Regions from separate parts of the Homo sapiens genome. Here region 2 is linked to region 1. A link is a loop called in an ENCODE intact Hi-C map of the cell type or tissue named here. Cell type or tissue: psoas muscle. All regions are shown on one strand.

Region 1 (8,000 bases):
TCCTCTGTACCAGCCTCTTCTTCCTTGGGGCTTTTCTGAGGACTTGGAGGAGAGCTGCGGTGGGGAAGGCTCGTAGCTCAGGGCCTGGCCCAGATGCATCCCTCTCCCAACTGGCCCCTGCCTGCGGCCTGATGGGTGTGGAGCTGCATTTACTGGCCATGCCGGAGCAGACATTAGCCTGATTCGTTGGTCCATGGGTGAGGCCCCAGGGGGTCATGGAGCCCCCACCAGCCTAGGTGCAGGGGCTGATGGGCAGATGCTCTGGGAAGGAGGCTCCGTGGCTGCTGCTCCCATCGGGAGGGACGCCACAGCCCAGGTGGGGACTTCTTGGCACAGACGTAGCTGAATGTGGTCTCAGGAGACACCAAGCCCGTGTGATTCAAAAGCCCCGGCCCTGCCCAGACTCTGGCCCTGGGCTGTTGCCAGGGACATCTGACCCGGGGAGACGGCATCCATGCCGGGCAGCCCAGGGGCCAAGGCTCTCTCCCCAGCCAGCCACATCACTCCTCCCTCCCCGGGTCCCTACCTCTGCCCACATCGGGCAAATGTGGACAGAAAGGATACTGTGTAGGAACAAGCCAAAAAAACCCTCCCTGCCCCAGCTTCCACCTCCAAAAGAGGCTTCACCTGCCGGCTGTTTAAACGTTACGTTTGAGGGTTCGAGGTCAGGAGAGGGAGAACAGGTTGATCCCAGGATGCCGGGCACCTGTTGGGGAATCAGCAGCAACCTGGGGGCCGGGGGGTCTGTTCCAGGTCGGGCAACTCTGCCCCTTCCTGGCTCCTCTTACAGAACATGGTGGCAAGGGATTCCTGGGGAAAAGAGGCAGATGCAGGCCCGAGGCTCTGCCCTGGACCTGGCAGCAGCCTCAGGGAGCCCACGGTTGCCTGCAGCAGTCAGACACTTGCTCTGTTTTTCTGCCCCATCCTAAATGAAAAGAGGCTGGAGAGAGCGTTGTGTGCGGGTCAGGCACCTGTTCCTGGCAGGAAGGAAAGGCAAGAGAAGGGAGTCTCTCTCACCTCCCCGATCCCTCCTCTTCCATCTGCTTGGAGTTCTTGCTCCCTGGTTTGAAACATTGCCGTGACTGTGCCCCTGGTACACATTAAAAGGCTTTGGGGTTTATTTTTATTTCGCTTGGCTCAGAGGGATGGAAAGATGGTCTGGTTTGGCAGCTGCCTGCAGGGAGGACCTTGGGGTGTCCAAGAAAATCAGTGTGTGCTTTAAAAGAAATCAGGCGGGATGACAGGAAATCGGGAGGCGGTGCCAGGAGGAGCTCACACTCCCTCCTCTATCTCGGTGAGGGGAGGGGCGGTAGGCCCAGAGTGGCTGGGACAGGTCGGGGAGGCAGATGACAGGAAGAGGCCCAAGTAAGGAGGCTGGCTTGGCTCCCAGCCTCTCTGATCTGCTCTGTAAAATGGGCTTGTTCTGTCCCCCTGGGGTGCTGGCATGCGAGGGAGACCAGGCCCAGGCAGCAGAGCAGCCACCTCCACGCAGGCCTGGGGCCTTCCTGGGCTCTGGGGAATCAGGGGCATCCCCCCACCTCCCCGTTTTACAGACTCGGAGACCGAGGCTTAGAGAGGTGGCCTGAGCTCTGTCGGGGGCAGGGCAGGGCTGGGGCATCAGGGGTGTGTCCCCAGCTTCCCAGATGCTCAGGCACCCCTGCCGAGGCTCACCAGGGCACCTCTCTCAACCCAGATCACATCTGCCCCTCTTAAATATCCGGGCCAGATGCGGATGTAAGCATGGTGAGGATTCTCTCATTTCAACCTCCCAGCCCTCAGCTGAGGCACAGGCATGCTGAATACCCCCATTGTCAAGGCGAAGGAGTCGGCACAGAGAGGTTAAGACCCTCATCCAAGCTCACACAGCCACTGTGTGGAAAGGGCAGGAATTGAAGCCAGCACTTCTGACACCAATGCTTCCTGCCCCTCACCCCGACTCCGCCTCCCCAGGCCCCTAGGGCGGCAAGACCCCAGGCCGTGCCTCTCCCCATCTCATGCCAGTGGGGCCTGGCTTCCCGGTTGTTTATGACCTCTTCTGGGTGGACTCCACGGGTTTTCCTCCTCCTCCCCCAGCTCAGGCTGAGCCCAGGTGCAGAGATTCACCTGTTCACGGTTTTCTTCCCTCCCCACTCCCCTCTGCCCTCCCCCGGGGTCTGACAGCAGCAGCAACAACAGCAGCAGCAGCAGCAGCAGCAGCAGCAGCAGCAGCCCATGCCCCGCAGCAGCCAGGAGGAGAAAGATGAGAAGGAGAAGGAAAAGGAGGCGGAGAAGGAGGAGGAGAAGCCGGAGGTGGAGAACGACAAGGAAGACCTCCTCAAGTAAGGCAGCCTGCTGTCCCCTGCAGGGCCCGGCCGCTGACCCAACCCGGGTGGCACACGGTTCTGGGGGACCCTTTGTAGAGACGGGTGGGGTGCCCACCAATTGCCTGTGAGCAGGGGGGAGGGCTTTCTGCTCGTTTGCCCCTGACAGCCCCCCTTCCGGAAGCCCACCCATCGCCCTACTCCTCCTCCCTGGCTCCCCCCTCTCCTCCGCCCTCGCTTTCTTTCTCCAACCCTCTGGAGACTTTAGAGACTGATAGCTCATTTGAGCTCCACTCCTGAGCTAATAAATCCAGGCAATGACTTTGGAACTCTCTGCCTCCCTGCTTCCTCCCGCTCTTTCCTCCTGAGGCGCCAGGAAGGGGGAAAGGGGGATCAGAGGCCCTCCTGGAAGGACTAGGTGTGCAGGCGGCTGCTGTCACCTTTAGAATCATCGATGGCAGTGTGAGTTCTTGCAGATCAAGGCACAGCCTCACCGCGGGGGCCGTGACAGCCTCCTGTGCCTGCCAGGGGCTGCAGGAGTGCAGCCAGCTGGAGAAAGGGGGGCGGCACGACTTAGCGCCAGGTACCTGTAATGGGCTCAGGAATTTGGCTTCAGAGAACATCTGGCTTCCTCACCCCGTCTCCCAGACGCTTCCAGCAAGGGCCTTTCAGGAAGATGAATGGGAAGGCAGAGGTGATCAATCTGAGCCTCCCGCAGTAAAACTCTCCCCAGTCACTTCTGCGAGAGCCCCAGCTCGGGTATCGAGGTTGTGAGCACCCCCACACACCACAGCTAGGCCTGCAGGCTAGGCCTGCATAAAACCAGCAAGAGAGTTTCCTCCTGCCAATGTCTAAGATGATGCCCGGCCCTTGATAATACTGAAGGCCAATGTATTGCCTCTTATAGAGCCCCTCTGGAAATAGCTCCTCTGTGGCGAATAAAATGGCCCTATAAATTGCTGCCAGCCCACGCCCCCATTTAGTTCACCAAATAGTCTTGCAGACAGTATCTCTCTATTTGGTGCATAAAATGGTCTTGCAGATAACCACCAGCCCAGAAGAAAGTAGCCTTGCAGGAAAGCTCCCAGTACCTCCCATTTGGGGAATAAAATAGCCAGCCAATTAACTACCTGTCCACATGGCCTTATTGGTGAATTAAGTTGATAGCCCAGGTTACACCCCCATCCTTTCTTTTTCTTTTTTTTTTTTTTGAGACAGGGTCTTGTTCTGTCACCCAGGCTGGAGTGCAGTGGTATAATCATGGCTCACTGCAGCCTCGACCTCCCAGGCTCAAGAGATCCCCCTACCTTAGCTTCCCAAGTAGCTGGGACCATCAGCATATGCCACCACGCCTGGCTAATTTTCTGATCTTTTTCTTTTGTAGAGATGGAGTCTTGCTGTGTTGCCCAGGCTGGTCTTAAACTCCTGGGCTCAAGCAGTCCTCCAACTTCGGCCTCCCAAAGTGCTGAGATTACAGGTGTGACCCAGCACACCTGGCCGCAACTCCCTTTTGAGAAATAGCATGGTGTTGTCCTGCCAGCTGTACTCCCACTTCTGGTGAACATGGAGCCCCTGCAGACTTGCCCCTGGCCACCCTCACCTCAGGCCTCTCCCCCTCTTTCCTAGCGTCCGATTAGTGCCATGGCTGGCAGCCAGTGCAAATCCAGCTAAAGAAACAGTCTCCTCCAGTGGCTGTTTGATTTCCCGGCTCGGGTGAAGCCATCCTATCTCCCCTCTCTGGCCTGTAGGGAGAAGACAGACGACACCTCAGGGGAGGACAACGACGAGAAGGAGGCTGTGGCCTCCAAAGGCCGCAAAACTGCCAACAGCCAGGGAAGACGCAAAGGCCGCATCACCCGCTCAATGGCTAATGAGGCCAACAGCGAGGAGGCCATCACCCCCCAGCAGAGCGCCGAGCTGGGTGAGCTGGGGGCCAGGGATGCGGGTGGGGAAGGGGCTGGAGACACGGCGGGTTGCGCTCATATGAAAGTTTCGTGCAATTTGAGTTAATTGGCAACAGCCAAGGGGTTGGTGTAAGTCATGGTTGGAGTCAAATCCCAGCGCTACCTACTGGATGTGCTGTGTGGCCCAGCATGAATTCCTGAACCTCTCTGTGCCTCAGGGTCCTCATGTTCTCAGTGGGAGGAATCGGTGGTTACCTCTAACGTGGGGGGACAGTTGTAGTCACTTGCTATGTGAGAAGCACCTAGAACAGTGCCTGGGGTGTAGGAAGAGTTCAGTGGCTTCAACCACAGTGATTTCAGAGCAGGGAGATGTCACAAAAAATTCCCAGTGACCAGTTCCGGATTTTTTGGTTGTCGTTTTTAAAACAGAAGATCTGGCCACGCTTGGCCCAGGTTCCCATGAGGTGGCTGTTGTTGGGAGCCGAGTAACCACCACTCCTTCTTAGAATGTCATGGGCTCTACTTGTCCCCACCCAGCCTCTACCCTGGTAGGCATCTGGTTTTGTACCTTCACTTCCGTGGGCCTCAGTTTCCCCTTCTGTTGAGAAGGGTGTTCATCCCTCACTACCCTCCCAGAAAGTAGAAAAAAATGAGATGATGTGAGTGGCAGTTCCCAAGATTCGCCGCAGGGGGCAGCGGTGTGCGTCTGTTGTCTCTACTTTGTTTAGCTGTTAGGGTCCAGCCCTCCAGCCACTGCGGGAACCCACCCAGGGGCCCAAGCGCTCAGGCCGAAGCCCCGCCTGCCAGGGCTCATTCTCAGGGTGGAGATGCTGCTTCATCTCCCACAGACCCCCACCGTCCCCTGGGGTCCGGGTCATGCACCTGTCTCTTCTTCTCGTGGGATGTAGTTTGGACCTATTTCATAAATGGCCCACTCGAAGCTCAGAGAGGAAACGTTCCCTCTCTAAAAATTTCATTGTAGCTGGGGTTAGAACTCAGCCCCATTGGCCACAGAGCCTATGCAGCTCCTGCAGATATTTTCCAGCTGCCTCTTGGTGGCGGTGTACTTGGAGGCCCAGGGTGAAAGGGCTTTCTTCCTGCCTGATCTCTGGGGATAGTCCTCTCGGACCCAAGGCTGATGCTGGGGGCTCAGCCGCAGGGTGGAAAACACACTCCTAGGCCTTCCATGTCTCTTCTGGCACTGGGCACCCTCAGCACCCCTGGCACCCCTGGCTTCTGTAGGCTTCCTCTGGGAGTCCTGTGGGGAGGAATGGGAGCATCGATGAGGTCCCAGAGAGGCCCAGGCTGTGGCTGCAGAGATGGGGGAGGCTGGGGTGGCTCTGGCCTGTCGGGGCTGATGGGGCTGCCCATGGGGGTGGGGGCCGTCTCCCCTCTTCTGCTGGAACCTTCCGCCACTCCTCAGCCAGCCTCTGTTGGACACATACTCCCCCTGGCGCAGTTCCAGGTGCTGAGTCCATGGAGCTGACGTCCCTCGCACCCACCCCACTCATGGGTCTTAAGCAACTGGAAAGGAAGGGCCAGGGCTCACATCCAGAGGAGCTCGGCAGACAGACCCAAAAATAGTGCCACTGCAGAGATGCAGCCACCTCCAGCCAACCCCAAGGCCAGGTTGTGTCCCTTCCCAGTAACACCAGAAGCCCCTCCTTGTCCTGGATGAGTGGGGGTATGAACATTCCCTCTGGAGCAGGGCTTCTCCGCCATGGGCGATTTTACTCCCCCACTAGGGGACGCCAGGCAGTGTCTGTGAACAGTTTTGATGGTCACAATTGGAGTAGGGTTGCTGGAGTCCAGCGTGCAGAGTCCAGGGTTGCTAAGCATCCTGCCGTGATGGGACAGCCCCACAGTAATAGAAGAGCTGGGCTCCGAGAGGGTCCTCGGTCAGATGAGGTCCCGGCCCACCTGAAGCTTGTGTCCCACTGTCGCCACGTCACCAGGTGACCCCTTTCCCAACAGAGTGCAGGCAGAGGCAGTCATGGTCAAGGCCCTTGACTGCTTCAGTGTCCCCTTCTATAAAATGGGGTGATCGCAGGTGCCCCGACTTCAGCGGCTTGTGTGGAGGTTGGCCCCGACCAACGGCACGTGGGACTGCCCAGCACAGCTCCAGCCCAGCATAAAGGCTCAGGGAGTCAGGTGCCACGGTGGGTACTGGCTGGGGAGGGGCGTCTGAAATGTGGCCTTCCCACGGGGTTCAGAGCCGTGCGGTGACACCGTCAAGGCCTGGTCTACTCCCTCCCTGGCTCAAAGGAGAGAAAAGGGCAGAAGGCAAAGTGCCTCCTCTCCCGGCTCCTGCCAATAACCTGGCATCTTCTTTTCAGCCTCCATGGAGCTGAATGAGAGTTCTCGCTGGACAGAAGAAGAAATGGAAACAGCCAAGAAAGGTGAGGGGTGTGTGGCGGCTTTAAGCCTTGTTGGTTTGCATCCAGGGCGCCTGAAGCTCACGTGCTGGGGAGGGTGTTGACACATTTGGCCTTGAGCCAGGGGCTGTGGTGAGGCCTCTGGTGAGGTTCTGGTTCTGGGCTGTTCTCAGGTTTGTCACCCTGGAGCCTCAGTTTTACCTTCCAGAAAATGGGTCTGTGCAGCTGCGCTGTCAGGCTTGTCTTTGTGACTTGAGGGCGCAGCTCAGAGAGACACAGCTTGTGCTGTGCATGTAGTCAGCGAGTGGCTTCTGGGTGACCTCTGTGGCCAGCACCTCTGGGCCTTGGGGACAGAGCAGTGGCAGCACACCTGGGTATCTCGGGACAGTCAGAGCTTGCCGGCGGCCATCTCGGTAGAGTCCTGGGGTCAGGGAGACCTGCAGGGCGTTCATCCAGCCCTTAGAGCCCCAAAGGTCCTATCCTGGGCTCAAGTGTGCTGGGGCTTTGGAAACCTGTCTCAGGTTTGAGCACCCCAATCTGGGTGACGGGTTCTGGAGTGGATGGGGACACCCAGGCCGTTGGGGACAGTCGTGGGAGTGGCTCACACGGCAGGGAGCCAGCAGGCATTGGTGCTGGCAGCAGAAGCCATCCCGAGCAGATGGCCTTGTGATGTGCAGCACCGTGGGGGCTGGGGTCCAGTGCCTCCTAAGCCGGATCCCCTCTCAGCTGTGCTGTCTCCTGGCCAAGATCTTTACTTCCCAGCACAGTGACCTGCCTCTGGGCCTCGGTTTGCCCGTCTGTTGAGTGGGAGGGTCGTCTAGGTTGGCTGTGCGGAATCAGATAACCCTGTGTGAGGGCCCATGGTGGGCTGAGTGGGAGCGAATCTCCTCCCTCCCTCGGCCGTGCCTGGCCTGGGGCAGGGGCTGTCGGAGCTGGCGCATCACTGGCAGCACTGCTGAGGCCGGGGCAGCACCTGGCTCCCACGGCACGCTCACTCTCGGTTATCTAAGAGGTGGGGCCTGCTCCTGTCCCCGCCCATGTCCCTGTTTGTGGGCAAGGAGCCAGGAAGCAGAGGCCAAGGAGTGCCACGGGTTCCGGAGCTGGTGTGTGGGGCTGGGAGCAGGCCCAGGCCCCCACTCCCCGTCCCTGTCCCGTGCTTGGTCCCGTGGCCCTGCTGGAGTCGAGGCTGTCTGTGACGTGCGGTTTCTTTGTGCAGAAAGCTCCAGGTCGTGACTTATGGAGGGAACAAAGGCCCTTTATAGCAAACGCTCTTGGCACATAAGGGCAGGTGTATCTGAGAACAGCCTGGATCACGGGGCTCCTGGGCCCGGCCCCGTCCTCCACTGTAGTTGTGGGGGGTGCTGAGGGTCCCCACAGCCCTGAGAAGACCCCCACAGCCCCCGCCCTCACCCCGGGACCCT
Region 2 (8,000 bases), 73 kb after region 1:
CTTGCAGATAGTCACTGGCTTGCCGGGCACGGTGGCTCATGCCTATAGGCCCAGCACTTTGGGAGGATGAGGCAGGAGGATTGCTTGAAGCCAGGAGTTCGAGACCAGTCTGTGCAACATAGCAAGACCCCATCTCTACAAAAAACTTTAAAAACAGGCACACACCTATAGTCCAAGCTACTGGGGAGGCTGAGATAGGAGGATTTCTTGAGCCTCGGAGGTCAAGGCTGCAGTGAGCTATGATCACACCACTGCACTCCAGCCTGGACAACAGAGCAAGACACTGTCTTAAAAAAAAAAAAAATCTCTGACCCAGGCTGGTAACTCCAGGGCCCTGTAAGTGCAGTCCAGGGAACCGTAGCATCAGCATCCCCAGGGTACTGGTTAGAAATGCAGGCCCTTGGCCAGGCGCGGTGGCTTACGCCTGTAATCCCAGCACTTTGGGAGGTCAAGGCGGGTGGATCATATGAGGTCAGGAGTTTGAGACCAGCCTGACCAACATGGTGAAACCCCGTCTCTACTAAAAATACAAAAATTAGCCAGGCGTGGTGGCGGATGTCTGTAACCCCAGCTACTCGGGAGGCTGAGGCAGGAGAATCACTTGAACCTGGGAGGCGGAGGTTGCAGGGAGCCGAGATTGCACAACTGCACTCCAGCCTGGGCAACAGAGCGAGACTCTATCTCAAAAAAAAAAAAAAAAAGAAATGCAGACGCTTGGCCCTGTCCCAGGCCTGCTGCATGAGAACCTGCAATGCACAAGTTTCCCCAGGTGATGCCAGCACACCTGGCCTGGACCACACGGGACTGGTAGGGCAGGTAATTCCCAGAGACCTGGGGGCCTCACCCACTCTGTCACCCGCTTCCAGATATCAGCCAGCCTGGGACGGAGATCTTCAATATGCCCGCCATCACCGGAACAGGTAACCCATCCAGCCCTTGCTATATGGCTGCCCTGGTCCCCTCCGCTCCCTCCCCACCCCTGCTCCAGCTGTCATGAAGGGACGAGGAGCCTTCGCTAGTCTGGGTGTACCCCCTCATTCTGGGATGAACTAACCGCACAGTAGGATTCAGAGTCACACAACAGGCAGGCGAGGCTTGTTCCCTGTGTAGACAGGATCCTCGCTGTGCAGGGAATCTCTGGAGTTAAGATCCCCTCGGGTGGTTAGTAAGTATCAGATGCACCCTCACCAGCTGGAAACTCACCTTGCTTCTTCGCCAGCCTCAGCTGGAGATGCACATGTCTGGACGAGGGGTGGGCCTGAGCTCAGAGCACAAGCCTCCGAGTTCACTCGGGCGTTTGTTATAGCTAGAGCTTCATTCCTTAAATCCAGCCAGGGAACTGGGAAGCCTTACTTTTTCTTTCAAGATCAAATACAGGTGTGTGGCAGAGATAGGTGTAAAATTGACACGCACTTTTAAGCTGAAACTTAAGACTTCTATGATCTTTTGGACTTAGGGGTCCCTTGAGGTTGGAGCCCCATCCTCTAGGAGGGCCCCATTGTGTATTTCCTTGGTGAGTCTGGGGTGTGGCCTCTGGGGGTCACTCTGCATGGGCAGGCCTGGCCCAGTGGGGCTGAGGCAGTTTTGGGGTCGGCTGCCTCTGTGTGGGTGCCTGGTTATCCTCTGGTCCTTTGGTGGAAGCTGAGGCCAGGATGGAGGTCGGAGAGGTTTGCTGATCTTCCCTGGGGAACATTCCTGGGCCTTGAGCCCTGGGAATGGTGAGCGAAGGATAGTCGTTCAGATATTATCAGGGGGTCAGCGAGGCCTCCAAATGGGAGTCCCAACTAGGACACCTCCACCTGCCCAGTGACTAGACACCGGGGGCATTGCCAAGCCTCAGGCAACGGGAAGAAGACAATTTGGTCGAAACAACAAGAGGGTTAGAAATGAATGTTCCTGGGATGTTCTAAATCTTGAAGTAGGTGCTAGACACACAGGTGTATCTGTGTGTAAAAACTCATGGCATGGTACAGTGAAGATTTATGCTAACACTTATATATAAATATTTTGTATTTATCTTTTTAAGACACGGTCTTTCTGTCACCTAGGCCAGAGTGCAGTGGTGCAATCACAGCTCACTGCAGCCTCCGCCTCCCAGGCTTAGATGATCCTCCTACCTCTCAGCCTCCTGAGCAGCTGGGACTACAGGCATGCGCCACTGCACCCGAGTAATTTTTTATCTTTTTTGTAGAGACAGGCTCTCAATATGTTACCCAGGCTAGTCTTGAACTCCTGTCCTCAAGCTGAGGATCCTCCCACCTCGACTGATTTTTGTTTTTTGTGTTTGTTTGTTTGTCTGTTTGTTTGACAGAGTCTTGCTCTGTCGCCCAGGCTGGAGTGCAGTGGTGCAATCTTGGCTCACTGCAGCCTCTGCCTCCCGGGTTTCAGCAGTTCTTCCACCTCAGCCTCCCAAGTAGCGGGATTACAGACACCCGCCACTACACCTGGCTAATTTTTGTATTTTTAGTAGAGACGGGGTTTCATCATATTGGCCAGGCTGATCTCGAACTCCTGACGTCAGATGATCCACCCACATTGGGCCTCCCAAAGTGCTGGGATTACAGGCGTGAGCAGTCACGCCCAGCCTGATTTTTTCTTTTTATGCAGTTTTAGTCCACAAGAAGAAATTTTCCAGGCTCCAGTCTTTGCCACTCAACCTGTGTCAGACTTCACCTTTATAAATGGAGATCGTTAAGCCTGGAGCCAGCTCCATCAGGTCACGGACTCGTGGCCTTGGGTAGAAGGCCCAGTCGCGCTGCTGTGATTTCAGCACTCACCCTTGTTGGAAATGTTGCTTTTTCTTCATGCACATGGCTGTTTTTTCAAAAGTGCTGCAGAAATGTGGCCAAGACAGCAGAAAAGGTGTGAGCATCCCTGGCTACAAACGTATTTGAAACCAAAAGGGAAAAGAAAACGCAGGCAGCCAGCAGTTGCTACAGAAACGTGATTTTCAAAGCATCTGCATCACCCGCAACCTCATGGAAGCCTCGGTTTGGTTTACAAAGGAGCGAGTGGTCGGAAAGACGATTTGACCACTTTGTATTCGTATGATTCATTCGGAGCAGAAGTTTAAAACTCCATGAAACACTTGCCCCGTGGTGGGCACGGTGGAATGGGGCTTCACTGGGGGCTTTTGAAAGCAAAGGCTGGTTTAACAAAAGTTCTGAAAAGACAGCACCTCTGGGGGGTGTGCAAAGGCCCCCACCTCCACGTGGTTCACAAGAAAGAAAAAAGGGAAAGGAAATGTGGTTAACAGAAAAGGAGGTTTCCCCGATTGTCAGGAGGTGTTCTGGAAGCATCCTCTTGGGACCGGTTTGTTGATTCGACCACTTTGTCCTTGGGACTGGGCAGCTGGGCCAGCTGGGGCCGGACCAGGGCTGGTCCCGTGATTGTGTCTACTTCTGCCCTGTCCCCTGCACGCACCGTAACTGCATGGCTATGACCCCGCCCTCAGCGTCCGTCTCTGCACCTCTTTCTCCTCATGGCTCCTGGGTGGGGAGAGGCAGAGGGAGGAGAGCAGGCCCAGCTTGGTGGGGAGGTACGGGGCTGCACGTCCCATCACACAGGTGGAGGTGGGGCAGCGGGAGGACCATCTGGTCACCTTCTCTCTCTCAGTCCCTTCCCCAGCCCCCAGCCAGCCCCCAGCTCTGGCTTGAGCCAATTTTCTAGCAGCCTGTTCCCCAAACAGGGTAGCCCTCCCATCTCCCACCCTCTCCATTAAGGCCACTTGAGATTTAAAAAAAAAACAAACAAAACAGCCCCAGCTAGGATTGGAGGTGCAGACGGGGCTTGTGATTTCCCAGAGGACAGAATAGGAATGAGAATAGGGGCTGGTGGGGGCATCTGACCTCCCCTACCCCACCTCCCTGGCAGTGCCCAAGAGCTTCCGGGGCCCCAGGTAGAAGGAACCAGCCTCTCCCCTTTTATCACCACCCAGCAGGAAAAAAAGGGTGGGGAGGGATAGGGAAATAAATATGTTGCTTTGCCGAAATGTGCTCACTGTGTATTTCTCTCTCCTCCTCCTCCTCCTCCTCCTTCCCTCTCTCTCTCCCTTCTCTCTCTCTGTCGCCCCTCTGGCTCCCCCTCCCCGGCCCCCATGTGTCTGTCTGTCTGTCTGTCTCTCTCTCCCAGGCCTTATGACCTATAGAAGCCAGGCGGTGCAGGAACATGCCAGCACCAACATGGGGCTGGAGGCCATAATTAGAAAGGCACTCATGGGTAAATATGACCAGTGGGAAGAGTCCCCGCCGCTCAGCGCCAATGCTTTTAACCCTCTGAATGCCAGTGCCAGCCTGCCCGCTGCTATGCCCATAACCGCTGCTGACGGACGGAGTGACCACACACTCACCTCGCCAGGTCTGCAGGCCACCCCCGCCCCGCCCCCGTCTGTCCCCACCCCCGGTGTGATTAATCCTCGCTCCTCCGCGCTCCTCTGACAACCCCCTCCTCGAGCTTTGGAGCTTGTGACTTTATTTTTGTGCGTGTTTGACCTCGTTCTGGAGTTTGCTAATCTGAAGCTGGGCTGACACCCCCCAAGTGTCTGTACCCTCTGCCCCCCAGCCCCGGCCCTCCTGCCCACTAGGCCCGAAGCGCTGCCGCCTCCCTCGGACACTCACACTGCTGTCCGCCCCCCAGTCCTCCCGCCTTCCTCCCTGCGGGGACCCGGCTTCTTGGCCCATCTGTCTCCTTGGGGGAGAGCAGGCTGGAGTGAAGCCCCACCCACACTGTGTGGACAGGGGAATGGCAGCCAGGCCTGTGCTCAGCATCTGCCAGGCCCACTATGTGTCCTCAGCTGCCCCTTAGCCTGGTGGGGAGGAGCCCAGGGTCTGTCTCAGCCCTGGGAGTCAGGGAGCCTTAGGGGTCAGCCTGGTTCCCCATCAATACCCTCTGTATCGGGGCAGGGAGCTGAGGAGAGAGTTGCAGTTGTCCAACCTGGACACTGAGGCCCCAAGAAGCTTCTGGAGCCTCTGTGGGGGTCAGGCCTGGCCTCAGGGGTCCTGACTTCTCTGCACGGGGCCTGGATCCTGCCTAGCCTTAGCATGGTCCTGGGGCCACGCTCAAACTGGAAGCCCAGCTTCATGCTTAGGGTTCCAGCCCCTGGGGCTGGGGTCGCTGCAGGACAGCCCAGGGGGCTATTGCAAACAGCAGACAGTTTAGCCACCTCCCCCTGCCCAGCAGAAACTATCTCCACCCTCCAGGCTCATGGCTGGCCATCTGGTCAACCCTGGCTTCCCAGCTGGGGCGGGCAGCAGGGAGGAGGGGTTCACGTTACTGCTCTCCCTCCCTCTTTGGAGGGCCCATGGCAGGACCTCACCCTGCCCCTGTGGCCCCACCGTAGCGTCGGTGCTGTCTTCACTGCCCAACGCAGCCCCTTCCCATCTTGTCCCCCTGCAGGTGGCGGCGGGAAGGCCAAGGTCTCTGGCAGACCCAGCAGCCGAAAAGCCAAGTCCCCGGCCCCGGGCCTGGCATCTGGGGACCGGCCACCCTCTGTCTCCTCAGTGCACTCGGAGGGAGACTGCAACCGCCGGACGCCGCTCACCAACCGCGTGTGGGAGGACAGGCCCTCGTCCGCAGGTGGGCACCAGGTGGGGACAGGGCTGGGCTCGCTGAGCCCCCAACACTGGGCTGTGAATGCTGCCGGGGCACTGAATGCTGAGCGCCTGCTGCATGCAGAGCTCAGACTCGGGCCTGTTCTGTGGAAACGCTGTCCAGGGGCCTGGGCAGCTGAGCCTGGCTCACGAACCATCAGGATGCTTCTGCCAGGGGCACAGGCAGAGGAAAAGGGTGTGGTTGGGGCCGGCCAGATCACATGGGCCTGGTGGACCATCCAGGGGAGCCTGGACTTCCTTTGATGGGTAGTGAGGAGGCGTGGAGGGCTTTCGGAAGGGAAATGCTCATCTAACATAGGGTCAGAAGGCCCCTGGGAGAATAGACCAGAGGGACGGTGAATAGGCTACTGCTATAGTCCAGGCAAAAGACAGCGGCAGGGTGTGAACAGGGACGGAAGTAGAACAGGTGAAGAGAGGCAGACGGTTCTGAGACCTGTTCGCAATTAGAAAGGTCTGGGAGGACTGTTGGACAGAAACGCTGAGGCCTCTGTTCCCGGTGTGGTGGGCAGGCGGCCAGCAGGGGCTGCCGGGCTCACAGAGGCCTCCTGGGCATCTTTCGCTTCTTCCCGCAGGTTCCACGCCATTCCCCTACAACCCCCTGATCATGCGGCTGCAGGCGGGTGTCATGGCTTCCCCACCCCCACCGGGCCTCCCCGCGGGCAGCGGGCCCCTCGCTGGCCCCCACCACGCCTGGGACGAGGAGCCCAAGCCACTGCTCTGCTCGCAGTACGAGACACTCTCCGACAGCGAGTGACTCAGAACAGGGCGGGGGGGGGGGCGGTGTCAGGTCCCAGCGAGCCACAGGAACGGCCCTGCAGGAGCAGGGCGGCTGCCGACTCCCCCAACCAAGGAAGGAGCCCCTGAGTCCGCCTGCGCCTCCATCCATCTGTCCGTCCAGAGCCGGCATCCTTGCCTGTCTAAAGCCTTAACTAAGACTCCCGCCCCGGGCTGGCCCTGTGCAGACCTTACTCAGGGGATGTTTACCTGGTGCTCGGGAAGGGAGGGGAAGGGGCCGGGGAGGGGGCACGGCAGGCGTGTGGCAGCCACACGCAGGCGGCCAGGGCGGCCAGGGACCCAAAGCAGGATGACCACGCACCTCCACGCCACTGCCTCCCCCGAATGCATTTGGAACCAAAGTCTAAACTGAGCTCGCAGCCCCCGCGCCCTCCCTCCGCCTCCCATCCCGCTTAGCGCTCTGGACAGATGGACGCAGGCCCTGTCCAGCCCCCAGTGCGCTCGTTCCGGTCCCCACAGACTGCCCCAGCCAACGAGATTGCTGGAAACCAAGTCAGGCCAGGTGGGCGGACAAAAGGGCCAGGTGCGGCCTGGGGGGAACGGATGCTCCGAGGACTGGACTGTTTTTTTCACACATCGTTGCCGCAGCGGTGGGAAGGAAAGGCAGATGTAAATGATGTGTTGGTTTACAGGGTATATTTTTGATACCTTCAATGAATTAATTCAGATGTTTTACGCAAGGAAGGACTTACCCAGTATTACTGCTGCTGTGCTTTTGATCTCTGCTTACCGTTCAAGAGGCGTGTGCAGGCCGACAGTCGGTGACCCCATCACTCGCAGGACCAAGGGGGCGGGGACTGCTGGCTCACGCCCCGCTGTGTCCTCCCTCCCTCCCTTCCTTGGGCAGAATGAATTCGATGCGTATTCTGTGGCCGCCATCTGCGCAGGGTGGTGGTATTCTGTCATTTACACACGTCGTTCTAATTAAAAAGCGAATTATACTCCAGTTACAAAGGTTTCTTCTCTACCTCAGACTGGGCAGCCAATAGGGCAGGCGTTTAGGGGACAGTGGGAGTATACCCCTGGAGGGCCAAGGCCACATCCGCCTGAGTCACCAGGGAGTGGATCCTTTTGCAAGTTGAATATTTATACCCTTGGTAAGGACATCACCATGAGGACATCAAATAGTCACATCTGTGGTGAAGGTCTCAAGTGTTCACACCCATGGTAAGAGTGTGTCAGATGTTCACATGGGTTCACACCCATGTGTCAGGTATTCACATGATGGTCAGGGTGTCATGTTCACACTCATGGTGAGAGGGTGTCAGGTATTCACACCCATGTATCAGGTATTCACACCATGCTGAGGGTGTCAAGTAGTCACACCCATGGTAAGAGTGTCAGATGTTCATACTCATGGTGTTAGGTATTCACACCATGGCGAGGGTGTCAGATGTTCACACATGGTGTCAGGTGTTCACACCATGGTGAGGGTGTCATGTTCACACTCATGGTGTCAGGTATTCACACCATAGTGAGGGTGTCAGATGTTCACACATGGTGAGAGGGTGCCAGGTATTCATTCCCATGTGTCAGGTGTTCACACCGTGGTGAGGGTGTCAAGTGGTCACACCATGGTGAGAGGGTGTCAGATGT

Evidence for each region. A loop is a pair of places that touch in the nucleus more often than their neighbours do. Peaks named below come from ENCODE experiments on the same cell type or tissue, not always from the same donor. Only the 100,000 strongest peaks of a DNase experiment are listed, where the experiment ranks them.
Region 2: it touches region 1 in a loop (6-fold over the local background); 2 of 110 quality-filtered maps call a loop at or near these places.

The regions. Positions count from the first base shown.
Region 1 is chr12:124,396,722-124,404,721 of GRCh38, reverse strand. It overlaps NCOR2 (nuclear receptor corepressor 2), which reads left to right. Exons shown (of 49, transcript NM_006312.6): 16 at 2,161-2,318; 17 at 4,049-4,221; 18 at 6,541-6,603. Among named protein-coding and RNA genes, the nearest start is that of MIR6880, 63 kb to the right of the region's middle. RefSeq lists enhancers at 792-1,435, 1,436-2,080, 5,036-5,535. In psoas muscle, CTCF peaks have their summits at 4,884 and 5,975 (motif pointing right); DNase peaks (open chromatin) are centred at 411, 4,921, 5,681, 6,681 and 1 weaker place; H3K27ac peaks cover 1,906 bases.
Region 2 is chr12:124,323,765-124,331,764 of GRCh38, reverse strand. NCOR2 (nuclear receptor corepressor 2) reads left to right here. Exons shown (of 49, transcript NM_006312.6): 46 at 867-920; 47 at 4,132-4,356; 48 at 5,395-5,574; 49 at 6,182-7,350. The coding sequence ends at 6,363. Among named protein-coding and RNA genes, the nearest start is that of MIR6880, 9.5 kb to the left of the region's middle. In psoas muscle, no CTCF peak of the experiment used is centred here; DNase peaks (open chromatin) are centred at 3,404, 4,244, 4,723, 6,532 and 1 weaker place; H3K27ac peaks cover 3,638 bases.